2 separate regions of the Homo sapiens genome follow, and region 1 is linked to region 2. A link is an interaction called in ENCODE POLR2A ChIA-PET data of the cell type or tissue named here. Cell type or tissue: Panc1. All regions are shown on one strand.

The links. ChIA-PET counts read pairs that join two places held together with the same protein. Peaks named below come from ENCODE experiments on the same cell type or tissue, not always from the same donor. Only the 100,000 strongest peaks of a DNase experiment are listed, where the experiment ranks them.
Region 1: POLR2A ChIA-PET joins it to region 2 with 16 read pairs; 4 of 35 experiments call an interaction of 5 or more read pairs at or near these places.

Annotation. Positions count from the first base shown.
Region 1 is chr16:71,697,866-71,705,865 of GRCh38, forward strand. It overlaps PHLPP2 (PH domain and leucine rich repeat protein phosphatase 2), which reads right to left. Exons shown (of 19, transcript NM_015020.3): 3 at 4,733-4,866. SNORA70D (small nucleolar RNA, H/ACA box 70D) reads right to left here and starts at 836; the gene lies at 702-836. It overlaps LOC124903712 (a long non-coding RNA gene), which reads left to right. Exons shown (of 2, transcript XR_007065109.1): 2 at 1,493-1,708. RefSeq lists an enhancer at 3,089-3,148. In Panc1, no CTCF peak of the experiment used is centred here; no DNase peak of the experiment used is centred here.
Region 2 is chr16:71,639,344-71,647,343 of GRCh38, forward strand. PHLPP2 (PH domain and leucine rich repeat protein phosphatase 2) reads right to left here. Exons shown (of 19, transcript NM_015020.3): 19 at 5,581-8,000. It overlaps LOC124903711 (a long non-coding RNA gene), which reads right to left and starts at 1,577. Exons shown (of 2, transcript XR_007065108.1): 1 at 1,492-1,577. It also overlaps a transcript of MARVELD3 not described here. In Panc1, CTCF peaks have their summits at 6,307 (motif pointing left) and 6,508; a DNase peak (open chromatin) is centred at 6,308.

The DNA of each region.
Region 1 (8,000 bases), 59 kb after region 2:
GAGATGGAGTCTTGCTCTGTCGCCCAGGCTGGAGTGCAGTGGCACCATCTCAGCTCACTGCAAGCTCTGCCTCCCGGGTTCACACCATTCTCCCACCTCAGCCTCCAGAGTAGCTGGGACTACAGGCACCCGCCACCACGTCCAGCTAATTTTTTGTATTTTTAGTAGAGACGGGGTTTCACTGTGTTAGCCAGGATGGTCTCAATCTCCTGACCTCGTGATCCGCCTGCCACAGCCTCCCAAAGTGCTGGGATTACAGGTGTGAGCCACCGCGCCCGGCCCAGAAAGTAGGATTTATTGGTGAGCATTAAGAGGGGGCAGCACAGTGGAAGCCCTCACAAGAGCAGGGCCCGCCACTTGTCCAGAGGGCCACTACTGGGGATGTAACTGACCCCGCAGCCATCTGGGATGAGCTGCTTCTCAGCCCCCATGTCTTCAAATTCATCTGCATTGAACTTGGTAAAGCCCCACTTCTTAGAGATGTGGGATCTTCTGGCAACCAGGGAACTTCAACTTGGCCCTACATAGGGCCTCAATCATGTGCTCCTTGTTATGCAGCTTGGTGCAGATGGACATGGTAACTTGGCCAATGTGAACCTCGGCCACAGTGCCCTGCGGCTTTCCAAAGGCACCTCGCATACCTGTTTGGAGCCTAGACTGGGGATAGCACAAAGTCAGAGACATGAACATCCATCTGAAAGGCCTGTCTCTAAGGTCCCTTAGAGCAACCCATACAAGAAACAGGCTGAGTACGCTACCAAGGAAGCTGCTGTGGGCAGCCATTGTACACTGGGCCTCCCTGAGGAAAGGAACTCAGTTGGCTTAACTGTCTGCAGAGGATTTACATGCTCTCTTAATCCCATGATTAATCATGCTACCTACTCAACTTGACTTTAGTGAAATGTTATCTCCACAGCTTTTATATCATGAATTCGAACTGAGAGAGCCATTCCACTCACTTTTCCCCCAGCACTCCCTCTCCAGCAAGACTGATAACTGGCATTTGCATAATGGCTGACTGGGACACTACCCAGTGTCCTTTTATAACCAGAGAACACAACATTAACTGGTTCGCACTCGGGCCCTTATGACCTTGGCTTTATTAACACTATATTCCAAATAAGCTGATGCACCAAAAATTCTACACATAAAATATTTGAAGCTGATTACTAAGCTATTTACTTCAAAGAGAATACTTCAACTCTTTCCTTCCGTAACAATAGTTGTGTCTGGTTTCAGGAACTGGGTGGTTGGAGGAAAAAGGTGAGAGGGAAGCATATTTTCTATGATAGTTTTGATAGAGACAGGAGGCAGAGAAATTCTAGGCAGACAGGGACAGGTGCCCAGCAAAACCCCACCTTCGAGCCAAAAAGCCTGAAACCTGTGGCCCAAAGTGAGAATTTCCATCCCTGTTTGTCTGCTCTCTCCTGAATGGTTCTTTCTGAGTGTCTTTTTACCAATCGAATGTTGCCTTTTCCAAAACTACCTACAGCACCTCCCATCCTGTGCCCATGAAGACCCCAGACTCAGCGAGCAGAGAAGAGAAGCAGCTGGACATCAGGGAGAGGCGACTTGACTTCAGAAGACAGTGGCAGGGAGGCAACTTGACTTCAAGGGAGAGTGAGCTGCCCTTCCCATTCCCTTTCCAGCTCCACTCTTCACTGAGAGCTGCTTTCATCATTCAATAAAATTCTCCGCATTCACCATCTTTCAATTTGTCCACATGACCTCATGCCTCTTAGGCACCAGACAAGAATTTGGGACGCACCAAGTGCCGGTATTCAAAAAGGCTGTCACACTGGCCCTTTACCCTCACTGGTGGAAAGCAGCCGCCCTACGCAACAAGGCAAAGGGACCACTGACCTGGTAACACATTGCCGTCTGCAGATGAGAGAGGTAAGAGAGCATTATAACATGTCCTCTGGGGCCTTGGGATCACAGACACCCCCACCTGGACGCTGCTGCAAGCCTACACAGAGTTTGCTTCTGCTGGTGCTAAAGCAGGCAGCCAGTTCCTGCACTCGCTCTCCTATGCGCTACATCCCACAAAGGGTGGAGCACAACAGACCCCAGTGAACACGGTTTGTTCCCACCAGCGTCCAATCAGCTAGCCAGTTCACGCACTCATTCACCTGCGCATTCCCTCCCACAAGGGGTTGAGCGGGGTGGGCTGAGTAAATGGGGTACCCCTGTCACAAGTCCCAAAGAGGGGTCAAGAAAATATCCTGCATCAGTTTTATTATAGATCCGGCTGCTCACAGTGGCTCGTGCCTGTAATCCCAGCACTTTAGGAGGCCAAGATAGGAGGATCACTTGAGCCCAGGAGTTTGAGACCAGCCTCGAGCCATGAGCAACATGGCGAGACCTCAGCTCTACAAAAAATACAAAAATTAGCCAGGTGCAGTGGTGCGCACGTGTAGTTCCAGCTACTTGGGAGGCTGAGGTGGGAGAATCATTTGGGCCCAGGAGGTTGAGGCTGCAGTGAGCCATGATGGCAGCATTGCACTACAGCCTAGGCAACTGGGTGATACCCTGTCTCAAAAAAAATAAAAAATTAAAAAAAAAAATAGACCCACAAATTCTTTGACACTCCTTTCAAAAACTGGAGCTAATTCCTCTCTCTATAGTATGGGCTGTGTTTAGTGACTCATTTCTTTTTTTTTTTTTTTTTTTTTTTTGAGACAGAGTCTCGCTCTGTCACCCAGGCTTGAGTGCAGGGGCACGATCTCGGCTCACTGCAAGCTCTACCTCCCAGGTTGACGCCATTCTCCTGCCTCAGCCTTCCCAGTAGCTGGGACTATAGGTGCCCGCCACCAGGCCCAGCTAATTTTTTGTATTTTTAGTAGAGACAGGGTTTCACTGTGTTAGCCAGGATGGTCTCAATCTCCTGACCTTGTGATCTGCCCGCCTCAGCCTCCCAAAGTGCTGGGATTACAGGCGTGAGCCACCGCACCTGGCCTGTGACTCATTTCTTAATAAGTAAAAAGTGGTAAAAGTAAAGGTGACTTACAAAGCTTGGTTATAAAAGACACTGAGGCCTCTGTGCACGTGCATGCATGTGTGTATACGTGTGTCTCATCACTGGGGAAACTAGCCACTATGTTGTGAAGACGCCTAGGAAGCCCTATGGAAAGATCCACAGAAGAGGGAACTGAAGCCTCCTACCAGCAGCTGGTGAGGAACTGAGGCCATGTGAGTGAACCGTGTTGAAAGTGAATCTTCCAGGCCTACTCAGGCCTTCAGATGACTAAAATCTCATGAAACCCAAGCCAGGACCATCCCTCCAGCTAAACTGCTCCTAGATTTCTGGCCCACAAAAACTATATAATTATTAAGTATTAATCATTTTAAGTCCTAACTTTTGAGGCAATTTGTTACAGAGCCAACAGATAACTAATTCATCTATCTATCTATCTATCTATCTATCTATCTATCTATCTATCTATCTATATATCTATCTACCTACCTACCTACCTACTACCTACGTTTTGTTTTTGGTACCAGGTACATTATTACTTTTCAAAGATTATTAACTTTAAGTTTCATCCCAAACTTAATTTCCTCACTCAAACCATACTAGCTTTTCTATGTCAACAGAACTCACTTTTGGAAAGATCCCTCAAAATTTAAGTACTACAAACTGGTACTCTTTTAGACTCTACTGGAAATATCCTCTTAAGGGTATAGTACATTAAGATCCTGCATATGCTGTCATTTATCAGATGGTGGTAGGAAAAGTAGGGGCATCAGAGCCAACCACTGTGCAGTATAACTGCACGTAAAAGAAAGGTTCAACTTTCATTCTAGAAAAAAATATACACAGTAGCCCCCCTGCCACCTGTGGTCTTGCTTTCCAAGGTTTTAGTTATCTGCAGTCAATCATGGTCTGAAAATAGGAAGTAAAGTACAAGATATTTTGAGAGAGAGAACATTCACTAACTTTTATTACAGCATATTGCTATAATTATACTATTTTATAATTAAATATTGTTAATCTCTTACTTTGCCTAATTTATCAATTAAACTTTACCATAGGTATGTGTATACAGGAAAACACATAGTACATATAGAGTTCAGTACTATCTGCAATTTCAGTCATCCACTAAGGATCTTGGAACGCAATCCCAGTGGATAAGGGGGGACTACCATAATGAAGAACTAGGGTTCAACCACAATCAGATAAGAAGCATGTTACTGTTCCAAGTTTTTGTTTTTTTAACTATTATAGTGATAGATGGGTCGTGTTCCTCAAATTCATCTTAAAATATTTTTCTCAGAAGAGTCAAAAATCCTAGATTTAAACCCCACTAAATTCACCAATATACAAATTTGACAGGTATACTCATCAACGTCAAGTCATATATGATAATGATTACTTACTCTCAACATTTTTGAGCTATCCAGAAGTTCACAGACTTTACCAGGAGCTTGAAAAAATAATTTACTAAAGCATGATCCAGTCAAGATTCTGGCAAAGGTATAAAATAATGCTAGTAAGTTAGCAAAATACAAGTGCAAAATGAGCAAAAATAAAAAGAGAAGATATTTTTAAAGTGTTCCCTTACCCCTGACCTCTTGGCTTTTGTTGTTGTTTGGTTGGTGTTAACTACGTTAGTTAATTGGCTTAAAACTAGCTTTTGATAAAATACCTTTAAAAAGCTGACGGCAGATAAGAGGCACAAATGATCAACCTAAAAGTAGTTAACATACAAAGCCACTGATAAATTCTTACCACCATAAAATCGAATCATACAGCCGAGGTCAGGATTTGTAGCCTCCTCCTGTATGCGCACAGGATCATCAAATCCCAGCCTGGATAAGTAATCATAAACGATCTGAAGAGGTCGTTCAGTAGGTTCCAGTCTCCTGATTACACAATTCAAAAAAATATATATATTTGGTAAGTAATAAAAATGGTTCATTTAATTTTTTAGTATTTTTATTTGTATAAATTTCAGGGGTACAAGTGCTATTCTGTCACATGAATATACTGCTTAGTAGTGAAGTCTGGGCTTTTAGTGTAATCCTCACCTGAATCATGTATATTGTATTCATTAAGTAATTTCTCATCCTTCACTCCCACCCCACCCTCACACCCTTCTGCTTTTCCAATGTCTATTACCCCACACTCTATTATTTAGCTACCACTTGTAAGAGAGAACAGGTAGTATTTGACTTTCTGTTTCTGAGTTATTTCACTGAAGATAATGACTTCCAGGTCCATCCATGTTGCTACATTAAGACATGACTTCATTCCTTTTTCATGGCTGAGTAGTAACTCAACATACAAAATCTGCTCTTGATTTTTATTCCTAGGTCAAGTTTTTCTTTAATATTCTATGATACAACTAATCTAAACAAGTGTTTTTTTAACTTTTTGGTGTCAGGACCCCTTTATACTTTGGGGATCACAAAGAGCTTTTGTTTACATGTGTTATATCTATTGATATTTACCAAATTAGAAATTAAAATTGAGAATTTCCATTTATTAATTCACCTTAAAATAACTCCCTAAAGATCATTCTACTACATGGTCCTAATTGAAAGCTAAGGTAAAACCAGAATGTCCTGCAATCACTTGTGGCCTCTGGTGACACTGTATTTTAAATCACAGACTTAAAATACTGAAAAATATTTAAAAAAAAAACAAAAGTGATGAATGTGCATTTTGATAGAAGGGGCTATAATAGTCATAATAGCAAGACAGCTCTTTTATAATGCTTTTACCAGAAACCAAACAGTTATAAATACAGTGGCTAAACGTATAGGCTCCAACAGTCAACTGCCTGGGTTCAAGTCTTAGTCCTGCCACTTACCAACTGCATGCCCCAGTATATTTACTCTCACTGTTTTAAATCCTCATCAGTATCATGGGAATAGCAACAATACCTAACTCATAAGATGTTTAAATTTATTTATTTACTTTCAACAAGATACTATATAGTATGAAAAGTGCTTAGCAAAATATCTCACATGTAGTAAGTGTTCAGTAAGATACTGACAATTATTATTCTAAAAAATTTTAAGATTGGAATCAATTTTAGAATAAAAATAGAGTATTTCTCCCATCTCAAACAACAACCAAAAGCAAGCACAGGAAAGTCCGTATGTGTTCAAAAGGTCTGAAAGAACATTTAAAGAACCTGTTAAGAACCTGTTCAGAAAACTTAAGAATAGCCGGGCGCAGTGGCTCACGCCTGTAATCCCAGCACTTCAGGAGGCTGAGGCGGGCGGATCACGAGGTCAGGAGATGGCTAACATGGTGAAACTCCATCTCTGCTAAAAATACAAAAAAATTAGCCAGGCATGGTGGCGGGCACCTGCAGTCCCAGCTACTCGGGAGGCTGAGGCAGGAGAATGGCATGAACCTGGGAGAAGAGCTTGCAGTGAGCCGAGATGGTGCCACCGCACTCCAGCCTGGGCGACAGTGAGACTCTGTCTCAAAAAAAAAAAAAAAAAACTTAATAATTATAGTATTAATAACTATAAGAAACATGATGCATTTCCCATCATGACAAAAACATATGAATGATGTCTGCATTTTGTAGTTTAAGAACTAGAAAATGCTGTTGGCAACAAGCTGAACATAAACAACTACAAAGCTGAACATAAACAACTGTAACAAAATGATAATTTTGGAACAGAAATCATACTGATGTACAAAAAAGACAAAAATAAAACAACCACCTGGCCTCTCCTGACTGCTCAGTTCAGTATTTTAGCTTCCAGAAACTATCACATAAACTCAGAATGAACTGCTACATGGGGAATGATCAAAGAAAAAAAAGCCTGTAACGACCAATAAAGATTGAATTAAAGAGAAATGGGAAATAAACTTTTCAGATTATGTAGACATCAATTACAATTAATCCCTAGCCAAACAAAACCAAAATTTACAAAACTCATTGTCTATGACAATCTTAGGCATTTTCCCAGCACAATGGTGGGATTCTTCTGAGAGAAAGACACGTTTTAAGGGGGACTTTTAATAAACTGCATCCTGGAGAGAGGTCAACTAACCATATAATATGAATAAACTGATGGAGGATTAACTTCAAGACAAGGAGAGTAAGGATATAAAGAGACAGATCTTCAAATGTTCAGACGGATTGGACTTAACTCTGTACTGCTCCAAAGAATGGGACTCAGAACAATGAGAAGGTGCATAGGTAGATTTAAGCTAAACATGAGGAAGAATTTTAACCATTAGAGATGCTCAACCATGAAATGAACTGCCTCTCAGAACTGTTCAGAGAGACCTGGAGAGCCATCTGTCACAGACATTTTAGAAGAAACACCTGTAAGAACCAAACGGGGCCAGATGATCTTCAGGGCATTTCAGAAATCAAGGGTCTATGAGGTATCTAAGGCACCTTCCTAATATAATACAAATTCTACCTGACCCCTACAGTTCAGTGTATTTAAACACTATAATTCCATATAAGGACCACGTATTCAGGACCAACAAACAATTATACTTTCAGGCTAAATCTCGAGTGCTCAATTTTTCTATTTCTCTCTAGAAAACTGAAAGAAATGGAAGCATCCTAATTCTGACATATTTTACACAACCAAATTTCCTGGCCTAAAAAGGCTCTGTAGATTTTGGAAACCCTCCTTACACATGTCTTTTTTTTCTTTTTCTTTTTCTTTTTCTTTTTTTTGAGCCGAAGTCTCGCTCTGTTGCCCAGGCTGGAGTGCAGTGGTGCGATCTTGGTTCACTGCAACCCCTGCCACCCAGGTTCAAGCAATTCTTCTGCCTCAGCCTCCCGAGTAGCTGGGACTACAGGCCCACGCCACCATGCCCAGCTAATTTTTGTATTTTTAGTAGGGACAGGGTTTTATCATACTGGCCAGGCTGCTCTCAAACCCCTGACCTCATGATCTGCCCGCCTTGGCCTCCCAAAGTGCTGGGATTACAGGCATGAGCCACCACACCCAGACCTCCTTATACATATCTACCGTAAGAAAGTATTTTCTTTCTTCTAAGTAAACAAGTA
Region 2 (8,000 bases):
TACAGGCATGAGCCATTGCGCCCAGCCAAGACTGGTTCTTTTTCACTCATCATAATTCCCTTGAGATTCATTCAAGTCATTGCATGTATCAGGATTTCATTCCTTTTTTTTTTTTTTTTTTGAGATGGAGTCTCGCTTTGTCACCCAGACTGGAGTGCAGTGGCATGATCTCGGCTCACTGAAACCTCTGCCTCCTGGGTTCAAGCAATTCTCCTGCCTCAGCCTCCAGAGTAGCTGGAACTACAGGCACGTGCTGCCACACCCGGCTAATTTTTGTATTTTTAGTAGAGATGGGGTTTCACCATGTTGGTCAGGCTGGTCTCCAACTCCTGACCTCAAGTGATCTGCCCGCCTCAGCCTCCCAAAGTGCTGAGATTACAGGCGTGAGCCACTGCACCCAGCCTAGGAGTTCATCCCTTTTTATCGCTGAGTAGGGTAGTCCATGGTATGGGTGTACCCGTTTGTGTAACCAGAGTCACCCACTGAAGGACACTGGGGTTGTTTCCAATATTTGGCTATTATAAATAAAGCTACAATGAATATTTATGTCCACGTCTTTGTTTTCAGAGTGGTAATTTGATTTTTCAAACATAGATTGAAAACAAAACAAAAACAAAAAGCAAATTAAATATACTGATGTTGAGGCTGGGTGAGGTGGCTTACGCCTGTAATCTCAGGACTTTGGGAGGCCAAGGCAGGTGGATCACTTGAGGTCAGGAGTTTGAGACCAGCCTGGCCAACATGGTGAAACCCCGTCTCTACTAAAAATACAAAAATTAGCCAGGCAGGGTGGTGCGTGCCTGTAGTTCCAGCTACTCAGGAGGCTGAGGCAGGAGAATCGCTTGAAGCCAGGAGGTGGAGGTTGCAGTGAGCCAATCACACCATTGCACTCCAGCCTGGATGACAGAGTGACACCGTCTCAAAAAAAAAAAAAAAAGTTGACATTGAATCAACCACGTCCTTAAAATCAGGTGGCCTGTGGTATGTCTCTGGCTTGGCCTGGGTGAGTAATGTCAGTGTTAAAGCCCGAATCTCTCTTCTCCTAGGTGTGGTGCAGATAGTGGAGGTGGTCTTGAATGGGATGGTTCTCATATGCATCGTGGCCTCCTACTTTGTCCTTGCCGGATTCAGTGCCAGCTTTTCCAGCGGCGGTGGCTTTGGGAACAACTACTACTCACCGTTCGAGGGCACTGAGCTAGAGCAGGTTCGGCAGCTGGACCAGCAGTACACGATCCTCCGCTCGCCCCTGATATACGGTGGCGTGGCTGTTTCTCTGGGTCTGGGGGTCCTCACCATGGGTGTTTTACTCCAAGGAGCCAAGAGTCGAACAATGTTGTCAGGGAAGTGGCTCCTCACGGAGGCCGCCTTCAGCCTCCTAGCGGCAGTGGGCTACTGCACAGGCATTGGTGTTTACCTCCACGTGGCTCTGCAGATCAATAGCACCGACACTTGCAAAACAAGAGAGAGGCTCTATGCCCGCAAGGGTCTCACCTGGATGGACTGCCAGCTGGCAGGCACCGACGGAGCAGCAGCCACCTTTGCTTGTCTTCTCGTGATCATGTACGGCGCCAGCGTGGTGCTGGCCCTGCGTAGCTACCGAGAACAGAAGCGCTACAAAGGCAGCCGAGAACAGCCCGGAAGTTACAGTGATGCACCGGAATATCTGTGGTCTGGAACTCTTTGAGATCTTCCGGAACCTAAATGTGAACGCACATTGTTTCTCTCAAAAAGACAGGTCTTTTAAAACTCCGCATTAGACAACTATGGTTTTCACACACTTGACTTTATAAATGCTCTCTTTGGACTGAGGCAAAGTTAAAGAATTGAGGACGGGCATGGTGGCTCATGCCTGTAATCCCAGCACTTTGGGAGGCTGAGGTGGGCGGATCGCTTGAGGTCAGCAGATTGAGTCCAGCCTGGCTCACATAGCGAAACCCTGTCTCTACTAAAAATACAAAAAATCGCCGGGCATGGTGGCTCACGCCTGTAATCCCAGCACTTTAGGAGGCCAAGGCAGGCAGATCACCTGAGGTCAGGTGTTTGAAACCAGTCTGGCAAACATGGTGAAACCCCATCTCTACTAAAAATACAAAAATTAGCTGGGCGTGGTGGCAGGCACCTGTAATTCCAGCTACTCTGGAGGCTGAGGCAGGAGAATCTCTTAAACCCGGGAGGCAGAGGTTGCAGTGAGCCAAGACCATTGCACTCCAGCCTGGGCAACAAGAGCGAGACTCCGTCTCAAAAAAATACAAAAAATCATCTGGGCTTGGTGGTGAACGCCTGTAATCCCAGTTACTCAGGAGGCTAAACCACAAGAATCACTTGAACCTGGGAGGCAGAGGTTGCAGTGAGCAAACTCCACTCCACGTCACTGCACTCCAGCCTGGGTAACAGAGCGAGGCTCTGTCTCAAAAACAACAACTACAACAAAAAAGATAGGACAGTAGATTTTATTAGACCCTGAAGCATACTGGAGGCTTTTTCATTTCTGCATTCCCTGACAGTGCTCCATAGAGTAGGTCTTCAAAGGTAGATAGTAATCTCATTACCCTGGACTGTTCTCATAATGTAACAGATCACTAACACTGAATCTTAAAAATAAAGTTCTTTTAGTAATTTTAATCTTACGTGTTTTATACCTATTCTTATACTTTACAGCTTGCCCCAAATATATTAGTTCAAATCAGATGCAACTAGAAATATACATTCTCGTTATGGTCTTTTTGCTAATTGTCCTCTTGCTTTTTAGTAGTGAATTCTTATGGAACCTGTTCAGGACAAAGGATCGAAGCTAAGCCTCCTACCTAAGCGGAAAAGATCTAGATTATACTTTTATAAAAATAAAGCTTGGAAAATAATCAACTGGAGATCTACATCGCTAGGTTAAAAGTTGTGGTGTCTTGGCCGGGCACGGTGGCTCACACATGTAATCCCAGCACTTTGGGAGGCCAAGGCAGGTGGATCACCAGGTCAAGAGTTCAAGACCAGCCTGGCCAAAATGGTGAAACCCTGTCTCTACAAAAAATACAAAAAAAATTAGCCGGCCTGGTGGCAGGCACCTGTAATCCCAGCTGCGTGGGAGGCTGAGGCAGAGAACTGCTTGAACCGGGGAGGCAGAGGTTGCAATGGGCTGAGATCGCGCCACTGCACTCCAGCCTGGGTGACAGAGTGAGACTCCGTCTCAAAAAAAAAAAAAAAGTTGTGGTGCCTCAGAAAAGTGTCTCCACTCCATCACCCTTAGCCCAAGGCAGTGGCTAGAGTCCCACACAATTTTCACTCAGTGGTAGATGAGAAGTATAACTGCAGCCAGAATCAAGCGACCCACTCTCCACCTACCCTCCAGAGAAATACCACCAACCCCAGCCACTATTCTCACCTAGCATGTATTCCCCGAAATAGGTCCTTATTAGATCCTTGCCCACGTCTGGGTCCTTTGGTTGATAAAATGGAGACTTTGGCCTATCTGACCCCAACCTTGTGCCCAGGCCCAGCGCCAGTACTGCTCCGGAGAGGCAGCTCCTCTCAAGGGAATGGAGCCATCACTGTAACAACACTCCCACATCTTACGGCTTTATAACATTCACGATGCTTTAGCAAGTCTTCTCTTACTACCACTTGTCAGTCAGACAGGCCAACGTGTATTGTTCACACTTTACCGATAAGGAGACAAGCTTCAAGGTTAGGTGGTTTATGAAAGAGTTAATGCCCACTGTGTGCCAGGTATGTACAGTACTGTGATAAAGAAGACCTTTGATAAAAGATATTAGTATTAACATTTAATGAGAAAAACAGCCTTAGAGAGGTTAAGTAACTGCCTGAAGTCACAAAACTTTTAAGGAGCAGAGGCAAAACTCAGCCCCACTGAATCACACACTGGAATGTGTTCTAACATACTAACATACTCTTGTGGCCTTTGGTGTACCGGGGAATTTATATAGCATGACATTGATTCATTTCTGCCATGCTGGCCTAGGGAGGTGTGTGTCTCGTGGAACTGAGGTATAAAAGCATGTTGAAGGTGCTCAATAAATGGTTGTTGAACCATTTCTGGCCAGGTGTGGTGGCTCATGCCTGTAATCCCAGCACTTTGGGAGGCCGAGGCAGGTGGATCACCTGAGGTCAGGAGTTTTGAGACCAGCCTGGCCAACATGGTGAAACCCCGTCTCTACTAAAAATACAAAAATTAGCCAGGCATGGTGGCGCATGCCTATAATCCCACCTACTTGGGAGGCTGAGGCAGGAGAATCGCTTGAACCTGCGAGGCAGGGGTTGCAGTGAGCTGGGATCGCACCATTGCACTCCAGCCTGGACGACAGAGCGAGATTCCGTCTCAAAAAAATAAATAAATAAATGGCCGGGCGCGGTGGCTCATGCCACCTCAGCACTTTGGGAGGCCGAGGCGGGTGGACTGCCTGAGCTCAGGAGTTCAAGACCCACCTGGGTAACAGTGAAACCCTGTCTGCACTAAAAATACAAAAAATTTGCTAGGTGTGGCAGCGCTAGTCCCAGCTACTTGGGAGGCTGAGGCAGCAGAATAGCTTGAAGCCAGGAGGCAGAGGTTGCACTGAGCCAAGATCACACCACTGCACTTCCAGCCTGGGTGACAGAGCAAGATATCATCTTAAATAAATAAATAAATGTTCCTTCTGGTAGATGAAGAGGAAACTTCCAAAATGACTTTATCTTGACCTTTATTTAAAATGAGAGGTAGCAGGCAGTGTGCAGTGGCTCATGCCTGTAATCCCAGCACCTTGAGAAGCCAAGGCAGGCAGATCCCTTGAGCCCAGGGGTTCGAGACCAGCCTGGGCAACATGGCAAAACCATGTCTCTACAAAAAATACAAAAATTAGCTGGGTGTGATGATGCCTGCCTGTAGCCCTGGCTACTCAGGAGGCTAAGGTGGGAGGATCATGCTAGCATGGGAGGTAGAGGTTGCAATGAGCCAAAATCACACCACTGCACTCCAGCCTGGGCAACAGAGCAAGACCCTGTCTCAATCAATCAATCAATCAATGAGAGGTAGCTAATATTGCTTGAAAGCCCAGAGATTATGGGAGACACCCACAGGAGTGGGGGTAGGCCAGCGACAATTTAGAGGCTTAACTGGAGCTCATGAGCCAAGACTCTGAAGTTCCTTCTTACACCAAAGCTGTCAAGAAAAATGTGACCGGCTTTTCCATGGTGTCGTCAGCTGTCATTTAGACAGAACTGTGGATTGTTTACAGTTGAGTTTCTGCTAGTCAACTAATTTGCATGTCAATAAGGACGGTGTTTCCTGATTTTTTCCTTTTTCCTGGCGTTGTGATTTCTGTAAGCATATAAACCAAGGCAAAATATAGTGTTTCATAAAGTAAAAATCTGTATTGCCATTTCAGCTTAAAAGCAGATCAAAAATATTTATTCTTGCCTTAACTCATAGCTTTGCAGTGTCAGGGAATGTGGTTTCATGTGTTTGTTCTCACTTATCTTCCCCAGGAAAATCCTGCAGGTGCTTTTGGTTAAGAACCCAATTCTACAAACAAGTTAGGAGAGAAAATTATAGCTTCATGCTAAAATACTTATGAAATAACAAGCACTCCATTTTAAAACAAAGCCATGAAAAAGATTCCACTTTATTTTATTTATTATTGTTATTGTTATTTTTACAAACAATAGATTTGCTGCAACATGCTCTGGCTCATATTATTGAATTAAAAAATTTAACACATTTCAAAAATATCAAAAATACACTATAATGAGTCTTAAGACTACAATACGACAATGATTGCACAAAACCGTAAGATATGAGCCCACTGTCTGGATGACATCCACTGGCAACAGTGAGAGAAAACCCTATAGCATCTGGGAGAAGTGCATGAAATTTAGAATACAAGGAACTTATGTGTGACTGACTGATCACCAAATGAGGCAAACAGAGCAGGATTGACTGTAGCTGCTTTTTCTCAATCTAGGAAGTGCTTACCCCAACTATGGGGCAAAAGTCACTAACTGGAAAGATTAACTTGCCTTCATGATTGGGAGTCGGAAAGCCTCCACCCAGAAGGAAGTAAAAAGTGACACTAGACAGTCCTATAGTGATGCTGAAGACATCACTGAATGGCTTGGAGACTAATTATTTAATAATTGGTACATTTATCGATAACAGCCAGCTGCTCCCTTATGGAGGTCTCTTCATTAATAATTATTGGATAGATAGAGAAGGTGAGCCTGTGGCTTCCAAGTACCGGCTTTTGCTGAAGGTCTACATGGGAAGAAGAGCATCATTTGATATTCAGTAGATCTGCCACACCCAACTGGCTCCATCTCCTGGAAAACAGCACTCACTACAAGCAACTGTAATAGCACCCAGCAATGACCACGCTGCTCCTGCTGGCTCTTCCGTACACCAGTAAATGAACTCACCAATGTATTGCACACATACACTTCACAGTAGTACAATAAAGCCCTGTATCAGGAGTGGTAATTCAATGACTTGACTCTATAGTGCACTGCAGCTTTATGTCATACCAACATTCAAATATTCAAATATCCTTCCAATCCATTTGGACAAAAATACACCATGGCTGCCAAGACACATGTATTTTTCTTTCTTCCATGGACTCCTAAACTGCTCCCACAATCAGCAGTGTTCTTCTCTCAGAAATTATCTTAAGCTTCTCTACTCAATGGGAGGTACACACAGAGACCTGAGAATATGCAGAGGCCAGAATCTCTGTCTGTGCTAGAGATCAACTGTACTCTGCCCACCTGGGGAACACATCCTCTGGGTAAAGTACTCGGAAGTAAATTACATTCACCTGGAGACAGATACGGGCTTTCACTGACAGCCTGTTTAGAAAACACAATGTCTGTAAGTTACCTCATAGGTCAAAGAGTTTTGTATTATATTTTTCATAATGGGCTATGGCCTTTTTACCCTGTTTTAATACAGAGCAACTGCAGAAGGACATGAATTAAAGCAGACTGCAAAAAAGAATAATCAGTTTTGGTATCGCCTATAACAAAGATTTTCAATACAACCTAATGGTTCCTGAAAAAAAATTCTACCACACAGAACAACATTTGGAATTACAGAGTTCTGCTGACTAAAAAATAAATACATTTACTTTTGGTAAGGTCATTTCAGAACTGGGTTTTGAGGTGGTTCCAATAAGTAGGTTGGGAAACGAATAGCAGACAAGAAGGGTTCACCATAATGAATAATTTTTATAAGACTATACTATTAAAGTGGTGTATTCCCAAAATAACTTTAATTTTTAGACATCACTATTCTACAACCCGAAGGTTCTGCCATCTAAGTAAGATGTTTTACATCACTCATCACTATCATCCTGTTATTTCATTTTCATTTTTTCTTCATTAAAAAAAATTTCCCATATAAAAATAAGGTGGCAAAACACTCTTGTTCCCATCTTTCTAACAGCACCTAAACTCTGTGTGAGCCACTATGTTCCCTACTTCAAATCAAAGACCTGAGTTCTAAAATTCTCAATAGCTGACCAGTAGTTTGACAATCTGGGGACTCAAGTTCAGATTCTCGAGGGGTTGAACATTAGACATCCATTAGAGTGTACCAAATCCCCCAAGAGTGTATCCCAATGACACGTGCATATGAGCATGGGGCCTCTGAGAAGATGAAGACACATAATTATTATGGACAGGTCATCTGATTTTGACTATTGCTTTGAACAAAAATCTTCCCAAAAATACACACGAAAATATATTTATATTTAACCCTCTCTTTAACATAGTTTCTGATGAAACAAATTAAAAATGGCCCTACTTTATTTTTAATTGTAAAAGTGTTCCAAAAATTCAAAGCACATTCCCCATTGGGTAAAATCAAGCAATGCCAACATTTTGTGGGAATAAATAGGAATTAATTTTCCTAAGCAAATCTTCCAATGGAAAAAGTGACAGAAGTATGAAGAAACTGCATTTTGCTAGGGTTATGTGGAATGTGCAAAGAGTATAGGTTTTCTGTAAGCTTAAGAATTTCT